2 separate regions of the Homo sapiens genome follow, and region 2 is linked to region 1. The links are chromatin contacts, found by Hi-C in ENCODE. All regions are on one chromosome and are shown on one strand. The core of a region is the stretch at or near the end of the contact, and the rest is flanking DNA. Distances in the headings are between cores, read along the strand shown.

Region 1 (6,844 bases), core at 4,242-6,741:
GTCTTGAACTCCTGACCTCATGATCAGCGTTCCTCAGCCTCCCAAAGTGCTGGGATTACAGGCGTGAGCCACCACGCCCGCCCGGGAAGGCTCACACTTCTACACATTGTTGAATTTCCTCCTCCCAACACCCCAGGAAACTTTACCCACCCCATTGTAGAGAGAAGCCAGGGAACCCTGGAGAGCCAAGGTCATGCTGTGACGGGCAGAGCTGGGATTTGAACCCAGGTCTTCCTCACCACCACCTCCTACTGCCTTGTCCTGGCTTCCCTGGCCCCTGGCTACTTGGAATTCCTTGTGTTTCTCCCCAGGTTTCTCCTCTGCAATGTTCCTAACTCAGGAAATGGCAACACCATCATTGCAGGCATTTAGTCTAAAAACAGATTTTTTTAATGAAAAATCGATCCCAAGGCTGGGTGCGGTGGCACATGCCTGTAATCCCAGCACTTTGTGAGGCTGAGGCAGGAGGATCGCTTGAGCCCAGGAGTTAAAGAGCAGCCTGGGCAACATAGTGAGACCCTGTTCCTATAAAAAAAAATACAGAAAATTAGGTAGGTGTGGGGGCACAGACCTGTAGTCCCAGCTACTCAGGAGGCTGAGGCAGGAGGATCGCTTGAGCCTGGGCAGTCAAGGCTGCAGTGAGCCAAGATCCCACCACTGCACCACTGCACTCCAGCTTGGGTGACAGAGCAAGGCCCTGTCTCAAAAAAAAAAAAAAAAAAAAAAAATGTCCATCTCAAATCTGCCTACTTTCCTTCCACTAGGACCAGCTCAGTCCCCTCCTGGCTCCTCCTCTGGCCCCCATAGTCCGTTCTCCCCAAAGCAGCCACCAGGGGGCACCTGTGAGCACCTGGGTCCGGACCCATCCCTCCTCTGCCCACAGCCCTCCATGGCTCCCACATTCCTCAGGGTCTAGGCCGAAGTCTTCCTCACAGTCTACACGGCCCTGCAGGACCTGCCCTGACAGCTCCCCATCCTCCCCTCCCCCCCACTCCCCCGGCTCACTCTGCTCCAGCCACACTGGCCTCCTCACTGTTCCTCCAACACGCCAGGCACAGTCCTGCCCCAGGGCCTTTGCAGGGGCTGTGCCCTCTGCTTGGAACTCTCTTTCCCCTGGATCTCCCATGGCTGGTTCCCTTTTTCCTCCAGGTCTTTGCTCAAATGTCACCTCCTCAGTGATGCCTTGGCAGCCCAATTTTTTTTTTTTCTTGAGATAGTCTCACTCTGTCACCCAGGTTGTAGTACAGGGGTGCAATCATAGCTCACTGCAGCCTTGAACTCCTGGGCTCAAGCAATCCTCCCACCTCAGCCTCCTGAGTAGCTGGGACTACAGGCACTCACCACGCCTGGCTAGTTTTTAAAGTTTTTGTAGAGATGCAGTCTTGCTATGTTGCCCAGAGAGATCTTGAACTTCTGGATCAAGTGATCCTCTTGCCTCAGCCTCCCAAAGTGCTGGGACTATAGGCGTGAGCCACGGCGCCCAGCCACACCTCCCTTTCTAACCTAATATATCATTTACTCTAAGGTTATGTTTCTTTCTTAGCATCCATCTCCCTCCCTGGAATGTCAGGTTTTGGTCTTTCTTTTTTTTTTTTTTTTTTGTTACGGAGTTTCGCTATGTTGCCCAGGCTGGAGTGCAGTGGGATGATCTCGGCTCACTGCAACCTCCACCTCCCAGGTTCAAGCGATTCTCCTGACTCAGCCTCCCGAGTAGCTGGGACTACAGGCGCCCGCCACCACGCCCAGCTAGGTTTTGCATTTTTAGTAGAGACAGGGTTTCACCATGTTGGCCGGGCTGGTCTCAAACTCCTGTCTCAAGTGATCCGCCCACCTCGGCCTTCCAAAGTGCTGGGATTACAGGCGTGAGCTCCTGCGCCCGGCCTGGTCTTTCTTACTCATAGCTGTGTCCCAGCACCTAAGAGAGTGCCCAGCCATAGTCGCTGCTCAATACATATTCGATGAATGAATGAAGAGCCAGGCACGGTGGCGAGGACCTGTAGTTCCTGCTACTTGGGAGACTGAGGCGGGGGGATCGCTTGAGCCCAGGAGGTTGAGGGTGCAGTGAGCTATGATCGCGTCACTGCACTCCAGCACTCAGGGCGACAGAGCGAGACCCTGTCTCAAAAATAATAATAATATTAGCCAGGCATAGTGGCGGGCACCTGTAATCCCAGCTACTCCGGAGGCTGAGGTGGGAGAATCACTTGCACCCGGGAGGCAGAGGTTGCAGTGAGCTGAGATCTCGCCTTTGCACTCCAGCCTGGGTGACAAGAGTGAAACTCCGTCTCAAGAAAAATTAAATAAATAAAATAAAATAATAAGAATTAAAAAGATGAATGAATGAAGAGAGTGAGCCGGCCATGAGGAAATCTGGGCAGGGCGTTCCTGGGAGAAGGAAGCGCAGGTGCGGAGGCCCCGAGGTGGGGACGGCTGGGCAGAGTCGTGGCTGGAGCTGAGCAGGTAGGTTGCGGGTGGGCGGAAGTGATTTACAATGTGATTAACCCAGGCAGATGGTGGCCGTGGGGCAGCCGCCCAATCCTCTTAGCTCAAAGCCCCTTAATACTTCCGCTGTGTGGGTCACCTCCGGGCCTCCCCTGTGCCGGGCGGACACCATGCCGGGGCTGGCGGCCGAGGGGGAGGCCGAGGGCTGGAGCCCGTCCCCGCCGCTGTACGAGGAGTACCGGCCGCCGCCCCTGGACAGCATCCGCCTGCCCAGGTACGTGCTGTACCTGCTGCTGGCCGCGCTGGTGGTGGTGGCCGTCGCCTACGCCATCGTCGGGCACCTCATCAAAGACCTCGCCCACGACCTGGCCGGTGAGCTGCCCCCACCGAAACCCAGCTGGGGCCGATGCTGGGTCACCCTGGGTGGGTGGTCAGGGGATCCTAGTGCTTCTCCTAGCTGAGGAGGGGACAGAGGAGGGTGGCCGGGGCCGGGGAGTTGCCTCACCAGCTCCCTTGCCGCAGACTGGGCGTTTGGCCCGAAGCCAGACCAGGAGGCCGCACCCCGGGAGCTGCGCCCCAGCCTGACCGGCGAGGACTTGGAGGGGCTGGACCTGCAGCTGGCCCTGGCCTGGCAGGGCGAGGAGGACGCCGGCGGGGGTGGGGAGGGAGCCCCCTCTGAACCCCCGCCTCCCCCGGAGCCCCGCCGCCCCTCCATTGCCTTCAAGGACCCCCCATCCCGAAGCTCCTTCTGGAAGCTGATGGCAACTTGAATCCTGAATCCGGGTTCCGGACGCTTTGGCGGTCGTGTAGACAGAACTTACGCGCGCCGGAGCCCTTTCTGCAAACCCTGAGCTGCCCGGTCGCAGCGGACGGCTTTCTCCTTCCCAGCCGGCAGGTTCCGGGGGTTGGACGCTGGCGACTTTCACATACGCAGAGCCTGCCCGGCTCAGCCTCAGCCAAGCCGTCAGCAAACTGTGAATTAGAAACACTAGGGCGATTTAAAACGTTGTAATATTATCGGCCAACCTTACCGAGTGCTTAGCGTGTACCTGCTGCTGTGCAGAGCAGGCTTTTTCTATGCAGTATCTCATTTAATCCTCCGAGGTAGGACTGATCGCCCCCACTTAACAGATGGGGAAACCGAGGCACGCAGTGATGAAGTGGCTTCGCCAAGGTCTCAGAGCACAGAGTGCTTTTCTCAGAAAAAGCCCAGACAACTGACTGACTTTGGAGGGCAGGATCTCCAAGGCGGGTCCTGCCCCCACCCCCTCTGCTGGGCTCCCCTACCTCCAAATCTTCTCCAGCCCCCGCCTCGGCTGCTGGGTTTGCTTGTCTCTGGGGGGTGGTCCTGACTTCCTAATCAGATCGAGAGCTCCCAGACAGCACCAAGGCCTCCTTCTCTTCCAAGCCCTGCACAAGACGGGATACACAGTCAGAGTTTAATAGATGCCTGCCTGGCTGGTTCAAGCAGACCTGTGGCCATCCTGGGGCTGGGATGTGTGAGCCCCATCCTGCTGAGTGGCCGGTCTGCTCAGCGGTCATCCGCAGACCTCCGGAAGAGAGGAAGTGACAGCGACTCAGCAGGCGCTCCATAAACACCTGTGCGATGACGCCGGGCCTTCCTACCACTCGTCTGGGCCATGGCTGCTCCCGTGTCAGCTGGGGCGGGGTCCCCCTTCGCCCGGGCAGGGCCCACTATCTAATCAGCCGAGGGACCAAGGTTGAGGACAGGAGAGCCTGGAGCCTGAGTCATCAACGCTCCCGGGCATCCCCACGTGAGAGCGTCCCGGTTTGCAGGTGGACCACGGGCATGTGGCCTCTGCACACCTTCCCTGTCCCTGTGTGCTCCCATGGCTGCTTGTGGGTCCTCAGGGGCCAAGAGCCTGGGCGAGGCAGGATAAGCTGGGGGCGAGGCAGACCCGGCTTCAAATCCCAGGTCAGACCTGCTGCGTGACCTTGACTTTCCTGGGCACAATGAGACCGGCACCATTTCACGGGGTGTTAAGAAAAGGAAATGCGATCTGTGAAATTGCCGAGCACGGAGCCTCATGTGTACTCTGAGAGCACAAAAGGTGACTCTCAAATTTGCTTTGAGAGACAAGGTCTTGTTCTGTTGCCCAGGCTGGAGTGCGGTGGTGCATGCAGTGGTGCAGTCGTAGCTCGCTGCAGCCTCGAACTCCTGGGCTCAAGCGATCCTCTCACCTCAGTCTCTTTGAGTAGCTGAGACTACAGGTGCAGGCCACCATGCTCAGCTAAGTTTTACATTTTTTATTTTAGAGACGGGAGGAGGTTGGTCTGGAACTCCTGGCCTCAAGCGATTCTCCCGCCTTAGCCTCCCAGAGTGCTGGGATTACAGGCGTGAGACACTGTACCCAGCCTTGGTAACTCTTTGTATTTCTAATTTTTTTTATTTCCTTTGAGACAGGGTCTTCCTCTGTCACCCAGGCTGGAGTGCGGTGGTGCGGCCATAACTGGCTGCAGCCTCAAACTCCTGGGCTCAAGTGATCCTCCCACTTCAGCACACCCTAGTAGCTGGGCCTGCAGGTGCCCGCCGCGCCTGGCTAATTTTTCTATTTTTGTAGAGGTAGGGCTTGACTAAGTTGCCCAGGTTAGGCTCAAGGATCTGCCCGCGTTGGCCTCTCAATGTAGTGGGATTACAGGTGTGAGGCACTGGGTGGGCGCACCCTTCTTAAGATATTCCAGTTGTATTTGTGAGTTCCCCCTGTGTCCAGAGTGGCACGGGGCCTGGGCCGGGACGGGAGGTCGCAGCCATCTCAGCTCAGCCCCTGCAGCAGGGATCACAAAGGGGTGGCCCTGAGGCTGATGGTCCCCAGGGCAGGGTGCAGGGAGGAGGGACTCCCTCAGTTAATTGTTACACAGGTCCAGAGTCTGGCCTCCCGGAGGGAGAGCGATGGGGCAGGAGCTGGCAGGGGAGGGGCAGGATGCCCAATCAGGTGGTGCCAGGGGCGGGCCCCGCTCCCAGGTCTCAGGCATCCCCCGCCCGGGGACCGCCTGTGCCTTATCACGGGGAGGCAGGGCCTCGCCCACACCAAACCTGTGGACGCCGACCCGGGACCGCCGCTGGCTGGCTGCTGGCTCACTCGACCGTCATGGAGACCCTGGGGGCCCTTCTGGTGCTGGAGTTTCTGCTCCTCTCCCCGGTGGAGGCCCAGCAGGGTAGGTGCAGGGGGGCGGGAGGGGGCGTCGCGGGATAGGGGAGTTGGTCAGGTGATCACCATCTCCCAATTTTCCATGGCGAGAAAAAGGAGAGGGGGCAGGAAGAAAAGGAAGAGTGGCTTGGAGGCCCTTCTCAACCCCCGCAGTACCGCCCGGCCTCCCTCTCGCTGGGCTCTGCCCTCCTCTGTAAGGGACCCCCCACCGCCCACCCGAGCCTTTCCCCTCTCCAGCCCTTCTGAGCACACCTGGCTGAACCCCCCGCCTTGAGCTCGGCCCCACTCTGAGCTCGGGCCTCCTTTACAAGCCCCTCCCCATCTGAGTCCCCGCCTCTTTTGTGAACCGCTCCTTCTCACTCCTCCTCCTTTATAAACCCCTCCCCGAGCCCCTCCTCCTCTGTAAGCCCCTCCCCTCTGGGCTCCTCCTTCTTTATAAGCCCCTCCCCCTGAGCCTCTGCCTCCTCTATAAGCCCCTCTCCCTCTGAGCCCCCTAGTTCACAAGCCTCTCCCCATCCGAGCCCCTTCCTCCTTTGTAAGCACCTCCTTCTCACTCTCCCTCCTTTATAAACCCCTCCCCGAGTCCCTCCTCCTCTGTAAGCCCCTCCCCTCTGAGCTCCTCCTTCTTTATAAGCCCCTCCCCCTGAGCCTCTGCCTCCTCTACAAGCCCCTCCCACTCTGAGCCCCCTAGTTCACAAGCCCCTCCCCATCTGAGCCTCTTCCTCCTCTGTAAGCCCCTCCTTCTCACTCATCCTTTATAGACCCCTCCCTGAGCCCCTCGTCTGTTGTAAGCCCCTCCCCTCTGAGCTCCTCCTTCTTTATAAGCCCCTCCTCCTGAGCCTCTGCCGCCTTTATAAGCCCCTCCCACTCTGAGACCCTCTCCCCTTATAAGCACCTCCCCTCTGAGCTCCTCCTTTATAAGCCCCTCCCTCTAAGCCTCTGCCTCCTTTTATAAGCTCCCCCCAACAGCTCCTCTGTTGTAAGCCCCAACCCCCCAGACTCTTCTTTATAAGCCCTCCCCATCTGAGCCACCTCCTCCTTCATAAGCCCCTCCCCTGAGCTTGTTCTCCTTTATAAACCCCACCCCTGAGCCACTCCTTTGTCATAAGCCCCGCCCTTCTGAGGTCCGCCTTTATAAGCCCCTCCCCCTGAGCCTCTGCCTGCATTATAAGCCCCGCCCCTTCTGAGCCCTCCTGATTTGTAAACTCCGTCCCCTCTAAGCCCCCCTTCTT
Region 2 (6,844 bases), core at 2,875-5,374, 530 kb before region 1:
CACACCTCCACACCCCACACACCTCCACACCCCACACACCTCCACACCCCACACACCTCCACACCCCACACACCTCCACACCCCACACACCTCCACACCCCACACACCTCCACACCCCACACACCTCCACACCCCACACACCTCCACACCCCACACACCTCCACACCCCACACACCTCCACACCCCCCACACCTCCACACCAAACACACCTCCACACCAAACACACCTCCACACGTTGCCCTGAGTCCCTGGGGGACCGGTCCAAGGGGAAGATAGCAGCCACAGGGGCTGTTGCAGGACCTGGGTCAAAGCGACAAATGAGGCTTGGCAGGACCTGGCCCTCATCGCCTGGCCGGGCCTCTCCAGCGAAATAAAAACCAAACAGCAGAGCCCAGCTGACCCTGGTGTTTGAGGTGGGGTAGACTGGCAGTGGCCTGACCTCCATGAGGGGTAGGACCCTGAAGGGGAAGGAAGGCTCCTCAACAGGCTGCAGAAGCCAGGTGTCCTCGAGGGATGGGCTGGCAGGGTTTCAGGGCCACCCACCCTTAGCCCTGAAGCTGGCCTGGGATGAATGAGATGTGGTGGGAAACAGTAGCTTCCAGGAGGAATGGGGAGAAAGCTCAAGCGTCAAGGGTGTTAAGGAAAGCTGGCGGGTACCCGAAGAAACCAATAAACCATTCAAACTCCACTCGAAAGACCCTGAGGGTCGAAGCCAGAGGCAGTCCCAGTGGGGTATGTAAACTGCAGCCTCCGTGCCAGGAGGCGCTGAGGTTTCCGGCTCCTGGCTGCCCCAGGGTGAGACCAGGAGCCTAGCCGCACATTTCAGCACCAAAGCTGCAGCAGCCGGGGCCCACTGTCGGGTCCTCATCTGTCAGCTCTGATTTCTTCCAGCTGTATCGGGCCAGGGTCCTGTTGGAGACGGAGAGGCTGTCCAGGCTCAAAATGACAGGGACACACGTGCAGGCGGCCCAGCCCTGCCCAAAGAGCCTCGGGAGAAGCCTCTTCCCATATCAGGGCTGCGGGGCCCCGTGACTGTAAAGAATCGGGATGCCAGCGTCTTGCTCCCTACCAGGCACCAGCAAGGCCTGTGTCGCTAATTTCACAATGAGGACACCCATCGTGTAGGTGAGGAAACCGAGGCTCACAGAGGGAAGAGGCTGGCCCAGAGCCTCCCTAGTACATGCGTGGGACTGGCATCGGCCCCTCGGCCTCTGGCCTCCCAAGGGTGTTCCCGTCTGCTGCCCGGGGGACCCTCACTCACCAGCACACTGGCTATGGGGACCTGCATGGTCTGCTGGGCCTGAGAGTCAGGGATGCTTTGAAAACAAAAATGCCTCATCTCCCTTGGCCTGACTTCCTACCTTGTGCAGAAAACAAAAAGGCTTGCAGACAAGATGTTTCTTCTGGAAGTGGCCCAAAGCCTTAGCAGGGAGAGACGATGTCATGTGGACACTTCACACTGGCAGACTGGCCGAAGGCAGGTGGGCTGGGGAACCTGCTGACATCCTCGCACCCCGGGAGCCCCTGCCCCACCCAGGCTGGACAGTGGAGCCGCAGCTCCCGCTTCCCGGAGCACACCCCTTAGGTGGCCATATGTTCACGACTCAGATTTCCCAGCAGCTGCCACCTCGGAGGAGCCTGCCCTTGACACTGGAGGGAGTGCGGGGGGGACAAGCATTCAGGAAGAAGCCCCAAATGCCCCAAGATCACTTCCTGCCCTGGCTTCAAGCTGACCTGCTTGCCGTCAGAGCTGTGTTTATAAACAGTGCCAGGCCCCGGCAGCTTCCAGAGTTTCAACTCCAGGCTTGCCTGGAAGTCGCATGGGGAGACATCAGCCGAGACACAGCAGCTGCGCTGAACCTTTCCTCCAGCATAGGCCCCTCAGAGCACCGGGGGTAGCTCAGGAAGGCGCCTCTCTCCAGGAAAGCGGAGATCTGTGCGAAACGCTGTGGACTATTTCAGGGAGCTCACAGACACCCCTGCCCCAAACCCGCCTGCAGGCCTCAAGCTGAGAGTCTCAGATTTCAAAGTTCACCAACAAACCCCCAACATTCGCCCCTCCGAGCAGTCTGTGATGCACCCCAAAAGACAGAATCTGCAGCCATGAATATGACAGGCTGGGGAAGGCCCCTGTAAAGAAGGGGATGTTTCAATGACATTTAAGGTACTTGGAGAGGTAGCAACAGACTCAAGGAGAAAGAAGGTTCCCCAGGGTCCAGGCCCCCTTGAATGGAGGCTCACGGTTTAGAGAACCTGAAAGAAGGGTCAACTTGATTTAATTGGGGTGGGGGGGGGCCCAGCCACCAGAGGGTTAAGGAAAGTTCATCAGATCATATTTCAAGGCCTGGATGGTACAAAAGAGTGCAGACCCTGCCCTCAGCCAGGGTGGGGGTTGGGGTCCAGGGTCACAGCTCCAAGCCCCGAAACGGGAGGTTACATTTCAGGACTCCAGGACACTTCAAGCCCAGAGCCTGCCACTTTGGGTTTACAGAGTTCAGGCCTCCACATCTCCAGGGCGAGTCTCCACTTTTCAAAACTCTAGAGAGGAGCAGAAGTGTGCGCAGGGGTGTAGGGTTGGGAGGCGAAGAGAGGTATATGCTATAATCACAGAGCCCTGAGTGCTGTGTTTTCAGATCCCAGGGGGTAATGTGAGAGGACCGAGAAGAAGATACGTACAGGTCAGGACCGTGGGGAGGGAAGATGTGAAAGGGGATGGGGGAGGGAGAGGTCCCCTAACCTCCCCGGAAGCCGTGGCCTTGCGGGCACTTCTAAGGGTTTTAGACCCTCAGCTCTAGGTAGGCACCTACAAGAAGGTACATCCCCTGGAATGGGGATACTCTGAGCTCAATCCCAGGATGATTAAAAGTGGTTCCAAGCTAGGAGATGGTATCTATGGGACATGGGACCTGGACAGGACCCAAAGTATAATAGAGCAGCAGCAACAGTTGTTCTAAAGAGGCCAGCCTTGGACCCAGTGGGGACCCTCCAGAGATCAACAAAAGAGAATAGGCAGAAAGAGAGGGGACCTTAGAAACCAAAGTTGGGGTGCATAAAAGTTCTGGGGGCTGTGTAGGGGGAGGGTGGGTGTCTGACCTAAGAAGTAGACTCGCTCAAGAGCAGAAAATAGGAGAAGCAGCCAAGGTTTGAGGACAGTATCTGATGCTGCACAGGTGAGGTTTAGAGCCCCCTGAAGCAGAATCAGTAGCCTCAGATTCTGTCCCGAGAGGAACGAGGTAGGACCAAAGCACAGTCCAGGATTTAAGATTAAAAAAAGGAGAATAAAGAAGGTCTGTGACCAAGAAGAGTGGTCCGAACTCCATCCTATGGGGAGGGAAAGGGAGGGCCCAGCCTTCCCCCAAGCGCCCACTCCGGCGTGTGAGAGACGGTGTCGGGAAGGGGGCGGGGTTCTGGGACCAATGCAGGAGCTGAAGAGGGGCTCAAGACCGAGCCTGAACTCCAGACCCCAAGAGGACGTGCCGTGTCTTGGGGGTGGTCTCAGGGCCCTGACTCCTCCACCTGGACGGTGGCAGGACACTATCCAGGACTCGGGGGACCCTTCCGAGCAGGAGACTCGCAAACCCCAGCCTGGCCTGTTGGGCGGGGACGAGACCCAGATAGCAGTCCTGGGAGCCCTGTGGGCGGGGAGGCGCAGACACTCCCCCCAACACACCAGCCAAAAAGCAAGGACCCCGGCTCGGAACCAAGAGGGCAACGAGTAGCTCAACACGTCCCGCATCCCGGCGGGACGGTGCCTCAACCGGGAGGCGCGGCCCTGGCCTGGCGCTCAGGGACCGGGACCCTAAGGGCTCGGGCTGGGTGGGGGGACCCTGCCTGAAGCCGGGGGAGCGACCCCCGGCGCGAAGACCTGGGTGAGGCAGGAGGGCCCCGCCCCCGGCCTCCCCGCCCCCCGCCCTCACCCTGAGACCGGGGGTCGGGGTCTGGGGGCCGGGACGGCGAGCCGCGGGCCGGCCGCGCTGTGGGGCCCCGGACAGAAGGCGCAGACCTCGACCTGCGGCCCGGCCCCCGCCCTCTCGCCCACTTGCCCCGGCCGGCGCCGCCACCGCTCACTCACTTTGGCCTCCACCAGCTCCGCCGCCATCTTGGTCACCAGCGTCCCCCGCGCCGGGAGCCCCCAGCCGTCGCGTCACGTGACCGCTCACCACTCGCGGGCGGGGCCGCCGCCCGGGCCAATTAGCACCCGCGCGCGCTCCTCCCGCCGCCGGTGCGCGCTGCTGCCTCCTGCGCAGGCGCGCGCGGCCACCGCCCGGGCCTCCGGCCAATCAGGTCCGTCCTACACCAGCGCCCCCCCCCCCGCTCGCGGCGACCACGCCTACCCCGGCGGCGCCTGACTCCTTAAAGTGGTACTAGCCCTGCGCAGGTGGGGACGGGTGCTCGGTTTCCTCTAGGGAGGGAAGGCGAGAGGGGGCGGTGGCAGCGACAACAATGCAGCTAGGTGCCGTGGCTTCCTGCGCGCGGCGGCCGCCAGGTGCGTCTCCAGACTCCCGGCGGCGTCGGGCAGGGGATGGTTGCTCCGCCGCAACGGCCGCCAGTGCGTACAGTGAGGCGCCTTGCAGCGCAGCGCGGTGCAGGCTCCACGGGCCCAGACACCCCGCGCGCTGCACATCCGGGTCCTGGTGTGCAGATGGGGCGTGGGCTCGGCAACCAGCTGGCTGGGGGCGCCCGGCGGAGAAAAGCGGGACCCCTGCTCCCAAATTCCTTGGAGATCGTACAGCCCTCACCTCTTTGCAGGCGCCCCCCCCATCCTGCCTCCCCACCCATGGGAAACCTTGGATCTGCACCAGTTGGGACCTCTTCTCCAAAGCGCTCCTTGGCTTTGGAGCTAAGTGGCTTCGTGCCCGTAGAAGTGGATTTCAAACTTCAATAATCAAGTATTTTAGTGCAATTTATTTTTTATTTTTATTTTTGTAGAGACGAGGATCTCATTATGTTATCCAGGGTGGTCTCGAATGTCTGGGCTTAAATGATCCTTCTGTCTGGGCCTCCCACAGTGCTGGGATTACAGGCGCGAGTCACCACACCTGGCTAGTCCAACACTTTAAACATAAAAAAATCAGTGCAAAAGAGTCCATGATGGATGAAATACCAAATTGTTATTTATTTATTTATTTTCGAGACGGAGTTTTACTCTTGTTGCCCAGGCTGGAGTGCAATGGCGCGATCTCAGCTCACTGCAACCTCCATCTCCCGGGTTCAAGGGATTCTCCTGCCTCAGCCTCCCAAGTAGGTGGGATTACAGGCGACTGCCACCACGCCCAGCTAATTTTTTTTTTGGCCAGGCTTTTCTGCAACCCCTGACCTCAAGTGATCTGCCCGCTTCAACCTCCCAAAGTACTAGGATTACAGGCATGAGCCATCATGCCCAGCCTTTTTTTTTTTTTTTTTTGAGAGCCTTGCTGTGTTGCCCAGGCTGGAGTGCAATGGAGCGATCTCCACTCACTGCAACCTCTGCCTCCTGGGTTCAAGCGATTCCCCTGCCTCAGCCTCCCGAGTAGCTGGGATTACAGGTATGCACCACCATACCCAGCTAATTTTTTTTTTTTTAGACGGAGTCTTGCTTTGTCACCAGGCTGGAGTGCAGTGGCGCCAGGCTGGAGTGCAGTGGCGCAATTTCGGCTCAGTGCATCCTCTGCCTCCCGGGTTCAAGTGATTCTCCTGCCTCAGCCTCCCGAGTAGCTGGGACTACAGGTGGGCACCACCACGCTCAGCTGATTTTTGTATTTTTAGTAGAGATGGAGTTTCACTGTGTTGGTCAGGTTGGTCTATGAACTCCTGACCTCAGGTGATCCACCGGCCTCGGCCTCGCAAAGTGCTGGGATCATGGGTGTTAGCCACCGCACCCGGCCTGAAATACCAAAATTTTAAGTAAAGAGCCAGACGTAGGAGTGTGCGCCTGTGGTCCCAGCTACTTAGGAGGCTGAGGCAGGAGGATCGCTTGAGCCCAGGAGTTGGAGGCTGCAGTGAGCTTTGATCATGCCACTACACTCCAGCCTGGGCGACAAAATTATAGGAGGCGGTTGTTTTAGACTAAACTCTTGTGCTAGGCACCAAGACACAGGAATAAACAAAATGCAGCTAGTCACACTCAGATTCTAAGTCACAATGACGAAGCTAAGTTGTTATCTGACCTTTGGGAAAACCAGGAGGGAGCCCTATCAGCCCATTTTCTCTTTTATTTTATTTTCTCTCTTTCTTTCTCTCTCTCTCTCTCTCTCTCTCTCCCTTTCTTTCCAGGAGGAGTCTCACATTTGTCGCCTAGGCTGGAATGCAATGGCGCAATCTCGGCTCACTGCAACCTCTGCCTTCCAGGTTCAAGCGATTCTCCTGCCTCAGCCTCCTGAGTAGCTGGAATTACAGGTGCCCGCCACCACACCCGGCTAATTTTTTTGTATTTTTAGTAGAGACGGGGTTTCGCCATGTTGGCCAGACTAGTCGAGAACTACTGACCTTAGATGATCCGGCCAACCAATTTTCCAAACAGGCCAGTTTCAGCCTTCAGTGGCCAATGTCCTAAAATTCCCTCTGCTTAATTTCTTTAATCCTTACACAAAAAAACTAGCCTGGCCGGGTGTGGTGGCTCACGCCTGTAATCCCAGCACTTTGGGAGGCCAGGGCGGGTGGATCACGAGGTCAGGAGATCGAGACCACCCTGGCTAACACGGTGAAACCCCGTCTCTACTAAAAATACAAAAAATTAGCCGGGCTTGGTGGCGGGCGCCTCTAGTCCCAGCTACTTGGGAGGCTGAGGCAGGAGAATGGCATGAACACGGAAGTCGGAGCTTGCAGTGAGCCGAGATCGCGCCACTGCACTCCAGCCTAGGCGACA

What was found. A loop is a pair of places that touch in the nucleus more often than their neighbours do. Pooled maps may share reads with other maps.
Region 2: a pooled map shows a loop between it and region 1 (5-fold over the local background). The contact joins the promoter of PIAS4 here to the promoter of SMIM24 in region 1. A Hi-C loop is called at or near these places in 1 of 50 pooled maps.

What each region holds. Positions count from the first base shown.
Region 1 is chr19:3,479,172-3,486,015 of GRCh38, reverse strand. SMIM24 (small integral membrane protein 24) reads left to right here and starts at 5,491. Exons shown (of 4, transcript NM_001136503.2): 1 at 5,491-5,619. The coding sequence starts at 5,553. SMIM44 (small integral membrane protein 44) reads left to right here and starts at 2,575. Exons shown (of 2, transcript NM_001395954.1): 1 at 2,575-2,814; 2 at 2,965-3,906. The coding sequence starts at 2,613. The coding sequence ends at 3,212. It overlaps LOC105372246 (a long non-coding RNA gene), which reads right to left and starts at 3,038. Exons shown (of 5, transcript XR_936264.2): 1 at 2,730-3,038. RefSeq lists silencers at 817-866, 877-926 and an enhancer at 2,259-2,797.
Region 2 is chr19:4,005,016-4,011,859 of GRCh38, reverse strand. PIAS4 (protein inhibitor of activated STAT 4) reads right to left here and starts at 4,124. Exons shown (of 11, transcript NM_015897.4): 1 at 4,073-4,124. The coding sequence starts at 4,099. RefSeq lists silencers at 3,971-4,030, 4,061-4,360 and enhancers at 3,316-4,206, 4,561-4,690, 4,207-5,098.